Regions from separate parts of the Homo sapiens genome. Here region 2 is linked to region 1. Evidence: chromatin loops called from intact Hi-C (ENCODE). Cell type or tissue: adrenal gland. All regions are shown on one strand. Each heading gives the region's core, and the rest is flanking DNA. Links, peaks and the distances in the headings are about the cores only.

What was found. Hi-C counts contacts between places; a loop is a spot of excess contacts. Peaks named below come from ENCODE experiments on the same cell type or tissue, not always from the same donor. Only the 100,000 strongest peaks of a DNase experiment are listed, where the experiment ranks them.
Region 2: a loop joins it to region 1, with 7 times the contacts of the local background. A loop is called at or near these places in 1 of 110 quality-filtered maps.

The regions. Positions count from the first base shown.
Region 1 is chr20:38,950,016-38,955,392 of GRCh38, forward strand. FAM83D (family with sequence similarity 83 member D) reads left to right here. Exons shown (of 4, transcript NM_030919.3): 4 at 1,524-3,091. The coding sequence ends at 2,505. Among named protein-coding and RNA genes, the nearest start is that of DHX35, 9.6 kb to the right of the region's middle. In adrenal gland, for the core only: no CTCF peak of the experiment used is centred there; no DNase peak of the experiment used is centred there.
Region 2 is chr20:38,672,247-38,677,623 of GRCh38, forward strand. No RefSeq gene overlaps it. Among named protein-coding and RNA genes, the nearest start is that of SLC32A1, 50 kb to the right of the region's middle. RefSeq lists a silencer at 2,211-2,320. In adrenal gland, for the core only: no CTCF peak of the experiment used is centred there; a DNase peak (open chromatin) is centred at 2,035; H3K4me3 peaks cover 1,018 bases; H3K27me3 peaks cover 1,233 bases.

The DNA of each region.
Region 1 (5,377 bases), core at 79-5,078:
TTTCACTATGTTAGCCGGGATGGTCTCAATCTCCTGACCTTGTGATCCGGCCACCTTGGCCTCCCAAAGTGCTGGGATGATAGGCATGAGCCACCGTGCCCAGCCAGATCCTGGCTTTCTTATATGGCCTTTAGTAGCTGTCTCCCAAAGGGTGAAACTCTTTCACTCAGAATTACTATCAATCCCTTCTGTCAGAATCCATTTGATAAAGAAAAAAGAAATCTCTGAAAACTTACTTGGCTCTGGTGGGATCACATGCCCACCCTGAATGAATCCCTGCATCCAAGGGAATAGGATACTCTGGCCAGTGTGGACCACATGCCTGCCCCTATTGTGGTTGGAGAGAGTATGATAATGAAAGCTTTCTGGGGTACAGGTGGGTGTGAGTTCTGCTAGCAGAGGAGGGAGGCGGGGAAGGGACACCGTACAGGCAAGGGCACATGGCCACTAATCAGCTCTAAAATGTTTTGAGCCATGGTGTTTTGTGAAAATGGCAGCACAGCCCCATGACTGTGGGTCCTCCACTGTTAGTGAGGAAGACTACTTCAGCAGCCACAAGGACAAGCTTGAGGGCAGGAAGGCCACTGATGTTGCCACTCAAACAGTAGCAAGGAGCAGGGCATTAGCAATTCATAGGGCCTAGGGTCTGATCTGGAGTCCAGCAGTAGCTCCCCTCTGTGATAATCCCTTTATCTGGTTTCCTTACCTTTAAGATGGGGGTGCTGGCCTAAATAGTTTTCTTACCTTTAAAATGGGGATGCTGGCCTAAATATTTAGAAGCCCTATTTTTTATTTTTAATTAATTTTTTGAGATGGAGTCTCGCCCAGTCATGGAATCTCGCCCAGTCATGGAATGTGCAGTGGTGTGACCTCAGCTTACCGCAACCTCTGCCTCCGGGGTTCAAACAATCCTCCCACCTCAGCCTCCCGAGTAGCTAGGATTACAGTCATGCACCACCACGCCTGGCTAATTTTTTATGTGTTTTTACTGGAGACAGGGTTTCACCATGTTGGCCAGGTTGGTCTTGAACTCCTGACCTCAAAGGATCTGCCCACTTCATCCTCTCAAAGTGCTGGGATTACAGTCATGAGCCACCGCGCCTGGCCCCCTTTCCAGTTTTTAAAAACTCTGAGGCAAGGACCAGGTGAGGTGGCTCACACCTGTAATCCTAGCACTTTGGAAGGATGAGGTGGGAGGACTGCCTGAGCCGAGGAGTTCAAGACCAGCCTGAGCAACATAGCAAGACCCCGTCTCAAAACAAACAAACAAACAAAAAAACCCTCTGAGGCTGAGCATTTAGTGTGTTTGTTAAACAGTTGGCCTTTTTACTTTTATGGTAACACACATAAATGTTATATATGTGTTAAGGCTAGTTAAATACATGCAAATGGTAGGTATGATATCACCAAATTTGTGACCCTTATGTGGTAAGATACCTGTACTATATTATTCAGATGGACAGTGAGTAAAACAAAATTGCTCATCCTTACCAGCTGCTGTTTGTTTCTTTTTAATCTTTAAGTTTTACATGGACGGATGGCAAATTAAACAGCAGTAACTTGGTAATTCTGTCTGGCCAAGTGGTTGAACACTTTGATCTGGAGTTCCGAATCCTGTATGCCCAGTCCAAGCCCATCAGCCCCAAACTCCTGTCTCACTTCCAGAGCAGCAACAAGTTTGATCACCTCACCAACCGAAAACCACAGTCCAAGGAGCTCACCCTGGGCAACCTGCTGCGGATGCGGCTGGCTAGGCTGTCAAGTACTCCCAGGAAGGCGGACCTGGACCCAGAGATGCCCGCAGAGGGCAAGGCAGAGCGCAAGCCCCATGACTGTGAGTCCTCTACTGTTAGTGAGGAAGACTACTTCAGCAGCCACAGGGACGAGCTCCAGAGCAGAAAGGCCATTGACGCTGCCACTCAAACAGAGCCAGGAGAGGAGATGCCAGGGCTGAGTGTGAGTGAGGTGGGAACACAAACCAGCATCACCACAGCATGTGCTGGTACCCAGACTGCAGTCATCACCAGGATAGCAAGCTCTCAAACCACGATTTGGTCCAGATCGACCACTACTCAGACTGACATGGATGAGAACATTCTCTTTCCTCGAGGAACTCAATCTACAGAAGGGTCACCAGTCTCAAAAATGTCTGTATCGAGATCTTCCAGTTTGAAGTCTTCCTCCTCTGTGTCTTCCCAAGGCTCTGTGGCAAGCTCCACTGGTTCTCCCGCTTCCATCAGAACCACTGACTTCCACAATCCTGGCTATCCCAAGTACCTGGGCACCCCCCACCTGGAACTGTACTTGAGTGACTCACTTAGAAACTTGAACAAAGAGCGGCAATTCCACTTCGCTGGTATCAGGTCCCGGCTCAACCACATGCTGGCTATGCTGTCAAGGAGAACACTCTTTACTGAAAACCACCTTGGCCTTCATTCTGGCAATTTCAGCAGAGTTAATTTGCTTGCTGTTAGAGATGTAGCACTTTATCCTTCCTATCAGTAACTGCTCCGTGTTCAGACTCCTGGTTTCTTCCAGGCTTACAGTGGACATCATCAGCTTCCTGCTTTAAAAAATATCTTATGTCCCTAATTGCCTTTCTTTTACCTGACTTTGTCACCTTTGTTGTCTTTGAATTCTTTAGGCTGCATATTATTTTACATGCTTTGTTTTGTCATGTATATACCAGGTATTGGTTTTATGGTTTAAACACTATGGATACAGGGGTTTGTTTTGCACAATTTTAATAGTCATGCACTACATAATGATGTTTTGGTCAATGACAGACCACGTATATGTTGGCAGTCTCATAAGATTATAATACTGTATTTTTACTATACCTTTTCTGTGTTTAGATACAAATACCATTATGTTACAGTTGCCTACAGTATTCAGTGCAGTAACATGATGTACAGGTTTGTAGCCTGTTTTGCATTTTTCTTAGGTTGTATGCTCTTCTGTTTTAAAGGTTTGAATCACCAGCATTTTTGTGATCAAAATCCTATTTAGAAAAAATAAAACTACTTTCTGTTTATCTCTTTAGAATATCTGTGTTCTTAGCATTAAATAAATATAAACTTGTGCTTCTGTACTTTTTCCCCCCCTCTGACACTTTTCTCTTTAAATCTGGGAGTATGTCACAAATTAATGCACCTAATAGATATAGGTATATAGATATCTATATCTGAAGGTTTTTTAAATAGTGTCAGGGTGAGGAAGAAGTAGATGATCCAAACTATAGAAGAGAAAATAGATCCACTTAACCTTCCTCAGCATCATGAATATTGATGTTACTCTATAGTTTAAGTGAGGAAACTGGCCAGAAATAGCAGGCCTTTGCACATGCTCTGCCTTTTCTCTTTTCGAAGAAAAAGCCTGAGCTATTTCAGTAGGTCCTTGGTACTCTGGTACTCTGCTTGTCTACCAAAGGAGGCGTTAGTGTATGTTCCTATATTCATTCCCAATATTAACTCTGGTGGCCCCATGGGCCTCATTTCATCAGCTGGGTGTATTGACAGTGATTTAGCCATCTAATATCCCAGAGTAGGGGCAAAAGAGGACACTGACAATTATCCCAGTTTCCTGGTCCAGTGGCAGGCAGTGTAATGGTTTCTACATCCTTCTAATCAGGATTGGTATGGCTGTGGAATCCTGTTTTTGTCTCATTCTCATGGACAGACAAAAGGGAAGAGAGTTAAATGATGCCTTCCTCCCTCTCCTGACTTAGCTACAGCAAAAAAGATCTATAACAGGGGAAGGTGTCTGCCACATAAAATGCTGATGCACTTGTATCATGAGTGTCCCTACACTCACGCGTGTGCCAGGACTTCCTTATGATGGTCAGGCTATTTGCTGGGTTAGTGCTGTAATCTGTGGCTATAAAGAAAAGGAAAGGAAGGAAATTGATCCATGTCTGCTTAGAAACAACTCTGAGCTAAGCCTCGAGTAAACATATTGTTATTTGAAATCATCTTACAGACTTAAGTCACTTCATATATGCCATCTTTGATCTTTGCAGCAATGTAGCAGAGAGCTATGCAGGTTAGGTAGCTGTTATTTCCAATTTTCAGATGAAACTGAGGCACTGATTAAGTAGCATATTCAAGATGACATGGCTTGTAAATGGTGATGCAAGAATTTAAACACAGGTTTCTAGATTCTAAGTGCAGTACTCTGTTACATGACTATTTCTCTACACGGAGTATGGAAGCAGGAGAGAGTGTACCTTGAGAAATGGCAGTTACTGCAATGGTGAATGGAAAACTAAAACAGCCTCATTAACAAACGTTAAGTACAGGCTGGGCGCGGTGGTTCACGCCTGTAATCCCAGCACTTTGGGAGGCTGAGGTGGGCGGATCACCTGAGGTCAGCAGTTTGAGACCAGCCTCAACATGGAGAAACCCTGTCTCTATTAAAAATACAAAATTAGCTGGGTGTGGTGGTGCATGCCCCTAATCCTAGCTACTCGGGAGGCTGAGGCAGGAGAATTGCTTGAACCTGGGAGGCGGAGGTTGTGGTGAGCCGAGATCACGCTATTGCACTCCAGCCTGGGCAACAAGAGCCAAACTCTGTCTCAAAAAAAACAAAACAAAAACAAAACAGCAAAAAAAGCAAAGTACAACAAAAAAAAGTAAGTACAAAGTCCTAATCTGTGATACTTCTTTTTGTTTGTTTTTGAAGCAGTCTCGTTCTATTGCTCAGGCTGGAGTGCAGTGGCACAATCACAGCTCACTATTTTTTTGTAAAGGCAGGGTCTCACTATGGTGCCTAGGCTGCTCTTAAACTCCTGGGCTCAAGTGATCCTCTTGCCTCAGCCCCTCAAAGTGCCGGGATTACAGGCATGAGCTACTGCATTCAGCCTGTGATAATGTATTTTAATTTAGTTTGAAATTTTAACTGAATGTTCTATGGAACTGTTAATAGGATGACATAACAAAGGTTCTGTGTTTAGTGTGAGAAACTGGGCCAAAGAAATGTAAACAAAGTTCTTTAATGCAGGACTACTCAGAACTCTGAAGTAATGATCACAGTGAATTTCTCAGAGCAGGGCAGGTATATGGCTTACCACAAACTACCTACCACAGAGTGCTCTTTTTGTGGAGCAGGACTCAAAACCATTATTCTCTGAAAGTGTGGCCAACAATTAGAAATAAGAGCAAGAGCCGGGCGCGGTGGCTCACGCCTGTAATCCCAGCACTTTGGGAGGCCGAGGCGGGCGGATCACGAGGTCAGGAGATCGAGACCATCCTGGCTAACACGGTGAAACCCCGTCTCTACTAAAAAAATACAAAAAATTAGCCGGGCGTGGTGGTGGGCGCCTGTAGTCCCAGCTACTCGGGAGGCTGAGGCAGGAGAATGGCATGAACCCAAGAGGCGG
Region 2 (5,377 bases), core at 73-5,072, 280 kb before region 1:
AGTTGCAACCACTGGGTCATCTAGTTTGCCCTCTTAAAAGTGTGAACACTAACTTTTGATATGCAGCAAAAGGTTGAAGGGACGGATGATGAAGCCCAGCTGCCTGGTTCCAGTCCAGTTCTGCCACTCCCCCCAGGGTGACCTTAGGCCAGTTACTTAACCTCTCTGTGCTTCGGCTTCCTATTCTGCAAAATGAGGATAATAATGCCTTTCCGGCAAGTGTGTTCTGAGGTATGAATCAGTCAATGTAGTGAAGCACCTGGCACAGCAGTAAGACACAGTGAGAACCAGGTAAGTGTTTGCTCTTATTACTCATTAGGCATCTTTACTTACTTGCTTGTGTGGCTTCTAAACTGCAGTTTGGGGAGGGGGTTCTGCAATCATCAGCAGCAAATTGTTTTTAGGCCAGTCACCATCACATGGACGATGTTTTCTTACCCTTGGTTTAGACTTGAATCCCAATCAGGCCAGGAGGGGAGATCCCCAGGCTGACCCCGTTTAAGGTGCAAAAACTGAGGCTTGAGAAAGTTAAGTAACTTTCCCAAGATACACACATTATAAAAAGAGGAGCCTGGCCTTGAATTCGGTCAAGTCTCCAGTGCTGGGCACCAAGTAGCAGGCCCCTCAGCTGGCCCTGCATCTTCTTGGGCCTCCCCATAACCCCTGTCAGCAATCCCCGTTTAATGCGAACACCATATCCTTCCCTCCTGGCGGAGGCATATCTGGCAGTGCTTAAAAGCACAAATAAGCTGAGATTGATATGAGGATGAATTGAATTAACATTTATACGACCAGTACAGGGCGTGGCACAGGATGAGTGCTAAGTTAGTAATATTTATGATGATGATGACTATTACTATTATTATTCTGAGACAGGGTCTCACTCTGTTGCCCAAGCTAGAGTGCAGCGGTGCAATTAAGGCTCACTGCAGCCTCCACCTTCAGGGCTCAGGCGATCCTCCCTCCTCAGCTTCCTGGGTAGCTTAGACTACAGGCGCGTGCCACCATGCCCAGCTAATTTATTTATTTATTTTGTAGAGAAGAGGTCTCACTGTGCTGCCCAGGTTGCTCTCAAGCTCCTGGGCTCAAGCGATCCTCCTGCCTCGGCCTCCCAAAGTGTTGGGATTACAGATGTGAGTCACTGCACCTGGCCTATTATTATTTAGCTCGGAAAATCAACCCTAATGACCTCACCGGATACACCACTTCCAGGCTTGGATTTTAGGTTCCCTACACAATTTAGGGCTGTGTCCTGGCTTTAAATATGTAAATGCTGCTGTGAGAAACACATCCTCGGGAGGGAGAAGGGGTGGGCTCAGAACCTAAGACTTTCCAGGAACTCAGATGGGGACTTGGGAAAGCTGTAAAGAAGAGGTCCCTGATCTTATGAAGTTTATGGAAAACTACCTAATTACAAAATTACTTCACGCCTTGAAAAAGAACGGAATGAACAGGACGCTATCATACAGAATAACGGAGGGGTGGGGCTCCACTTCTGATCAGAGGGTCAGGGAGGACCTCTTGGAGGCGGTGATAGTTAAGCTGACACCTGAAGAAGCCAGTCATGCAAAGAGTGGGTCAACAGCTTTCCAAGGCAGAGGGAATCAGGAAAGCGATGGGCTTGTCTGAGGAACAGAAAGGACAACGAACGTGTGAGTCACACTAAGGGGCGCCGTGGTGCGGCATGAGGCTGGAGCCTGATCACTCGGGGTCTTACTGGCCACGGTGAGGAGTCAGGGTTTCATGCGCCCCTGCAGTCAGAAAGCATGGCCCAACCCCAGTGCCCTAAGTCCGGAAACATTCAAAGCTGGACCCAGGGTAGCGGGATCCGGGGCCTCTGGGGACCCGAGAGGGACGTTAAGTTCAGGGCTTCAGGGTGCAGCCCTGGGGTCGGTACCCCCAGCCTCCAACCCAGAGCTGGCAGCGCTCGCCCCCTTCTCCGCGCGGGCCCTCAGCTCAGCTCCCTCTTCGCTCCCCGTGTCCCCGCGAGCGGGAGGGAGGGGATGCTAGGACGCCCTGTCGGCGTCGTCGCCGCTTTCCGCCATTGTTTAGTCGTGATGCTCTCATTTTCTCTGAATCAACAATTTTCTGCTCGGCTCCGCGCCGACCGGCGAACGCGGGGCTTTTCCTCGCCCGCCTGATGACAGCAGAGCGGCGCGGAGCAGCTGGTCCGGAAGGAAGCGCCAGGCGCCTGCCCGGTCCCAGGCGTCCGCTGCCGCCCACCCACACCAGACCCCGCCCCCGCGCGTCAAGCCCCGCCCATCCATACCAAGTCCCGCCCCCACACCCTCACCCACACACCAGGCCGTCCCCACCCCGCCCCCAGAGCCCCGGGGCGCCCCGCCCGCTAGCCGCGCACGCGCAGTGAGCACGGCGACCCCCGGTGGTCGGGTGTCTCCGCAGGCCGAACACGCTGCTCGCCCAGCTGCGGATCATTACCGCCCTTTTGTTCTCCGTCGCGCGCTCGCCCCACGCTAGGAATGCAAACTGTAGGCGCCGCCAGCCCCCCCTTCCTGTTTCCCTGGGTGGGAGTGGGAAGGGAGTTTTAAACTGAATTGTGCTCAGACTCCCAGCCCAGTCTTCCCGGAGCCATCCGTTCCTTCATCCAATGCGGACACCCATATCTAAGGTTCGGGCAGGATTTCCGGGGCACCCTCAAACCCAGCCCGTGGGATCCGGGAAGGCCTCCTGGAGGAGAGTCCACGAGGCACGGAGCCGAGGATGGGGTTGGGGTTAGGTCTTGGAGGGCTTCGAATTTCCGGCAAAGGGTCTGGGATGGTTCTTGAGGACAGCAGGGATTTGCAGGGAGGCTGGGGGTGGAGGTGGGCAGAGGTCTTGCTCACATTTGTGTTCTACAAAGGTCCTTTTGGCTTTTGGGAGGCGGAGACTGAGACTGGAGTCCAGAGGACCAAGGAGGACGAGGTAACTGCCGTGGTCCAGGTGGGAGAAAATGTCGGTGAGGTCTTGGGGGATAGAACGCAAAAGAAGACTAGGGAGTAAAATTTACAGAACCAGTGGCTAGTCAAGTTTAGGGGTGAGGGGGAAAATGAGGACACCCCCAAGATTCTGACTTCCGTGACCATATGGGCGGGGGGACGTCTCCTGAGAAACTGGGAAGGAATGAGGGTTGCTGGGCTGAGCAGATGAGGGAGACCTCGTTCTCCCACCCCCTTCCTAACCTTGTACTTTCCACACCTACGTAAGTAGGCCCTCGTTTCACACAGGCCTCTGTTCAGCGTCCCTTCCTCTGAGAGGCCTTTGCTGACCACCTTTTGTAAGACCCTCCCCATCCCCATACCCTACCCACTGTTTCTTCACGGCACTGACCACCCAAAGTTGTATTTGGATTTGTCTATTGGTTTCTTTTCTGTCTCCCCCACAAAACTGTGAGCTCCTTGAGGACAGGGGCTTTGCTCGGTTCTTTGCAGTATTTCCAGGACCTGGGACACCATTGCCTAGTCTCTGCCTAAAGAATGCATGAATGAATGAATGAGGCAGTGCAGGGTCCAGGCCTTGCTGGTTCATCACTGCATTCTGAGCTGAGCACTAAATAGCAATTTGCTCAATAAATGCATGAATGGATGGATAGTTGCTTCACAACCTAGTAGATAAAATCTAGGCCGGGTGTAGTGGCTCATGCCTATAATCCCAGCACTTTGGGAGGCCGAGGTGGGTGGATCACTTGAGGCCAGGGGTTCAAGACCAGCCTGGCCAACATGGTGAAACCCTGTCTCTACTAAAAATACAAAAATTAGCCAGCCGTGGTGGTGCGCACCTTTAGTCCCAGCTACTTGGGAGGCTGAGGCAGGAGAATCACTTGAACCCAGGAGTCAGAGGTTGCAGTGAACCAAGATCACACCACTGCACTCCAGCCTGGGTGACAGAGTGAGACTCCGTCTCAAAACGAAACAGCCTGGTAGGTAAAATCTAGAGTCATAATGTGAGGAGCAGTACCGTGAGATACCATCAGGATAATGGATTAATAATAGCCCATGTTTATTGAGCGCCTCCTTCACACCAGGGCTGTGTTGCCTGCTGCAGATGGGTTATCTCAGTTAGTCCTCATGTCATCCCTATGAAGTAAGGACTCTTGGTGGCTCCATTTACACACATGAGGAAAATGAGGCCCAGAGAGGTTGAATGATATGCCCAAATTCACACAGCTAGTAAACGGCAGGGCCAGGATCTGAACCTAAGGTGGTTGCACTATTACCAAGTCACAGCACAGTACATGGATGCTATGGCTTGGTGGAAAGGGTCAAAAGCATCCCCACACCCAGTCCAAGGCTCCTCCTAACTTAGATGATTTCTTCTCAAAGGGTCAGAGGCTCCATGTTGCCCCAGCCAGGCCCAGAACAGCAGCAGAGGTCTGGCTGAGTAGAGAGATGCTGATACTAAGTCTACCTGGCCAGTCCTCGACTGTGGGACCAGCACTCCACTTCATGTGTGTGTTATAACATTCGATCTTCAGAGCAAACTTGGTGAGGCCCTCGCGGTAATCATTCCCATTTTCCAGATGGAGAAAGTGAGGCGTAGTGAGGTAAACCAGCTTACCTAGGGCCACACAGCTATTGTGTGGGACAGCTGGTGTCCAAACCCAGGCAGGCTGATTCCAGATCCCACCTCTGTGCTTCCTTTAAGCTGACCACAGCAGGAGGCTGGATGAGGCCAGGCCAGCTCAGGCTGGCCATTCTCAGTGCCAGATGGTGGCTGCCAGGCATGGCTGGAGCGGTGTTTACCCTGTGGCCATTCTGCCTCTGCCCATTGAGAGGGCAGCCCTCTCAATCATCATAAACCGAGGCTGAACCAAGATAGCAAATCCGCATCCTCCATCCCCTGTCACTGGACATCCTGTATTCAATCACCCACATATTCATTTCTTCTAATCTTTCTCTCTTGACTGTGATAAAGTCACTTTTATAGTGCTGAGAACGTGCAGTTCATTTGAATTAAGTCTGCTGGAGTAGATTAGTTTGTGTGGGAAAATCAGGGCTATAAAAGAAGGCATATTTCAATGGTTCTTTTAACTGATTATGCTCTAGGGTCTTATTGTAAGAATCTCATTTGGGGTGTGGGGTGTGTGTGTGTGAGAGAGAGAGAGAGAGAATTGCACACTCACTTCTAGAACCCTGGAGTGCTGAGGAAGACCACCTAGAAGCCTCCCTATAGGAAGGGTCTGGGCTTCCCTTAGAGAAATGATGAAGGGAACTCTGCTATTATCTCCATCAGGTGGTGGCTGCCCAACCTCTGGGGAATGGGGCAGATAATTCACTCTCATGTAGGAGGGCCCTAAAAGACTTGGGTGCAGCTGAAGATGATCAGCTCATGCCCAACAGAGTGCAATGGCAAAGAAAAGTGGACTGATTTGAATGCCTCC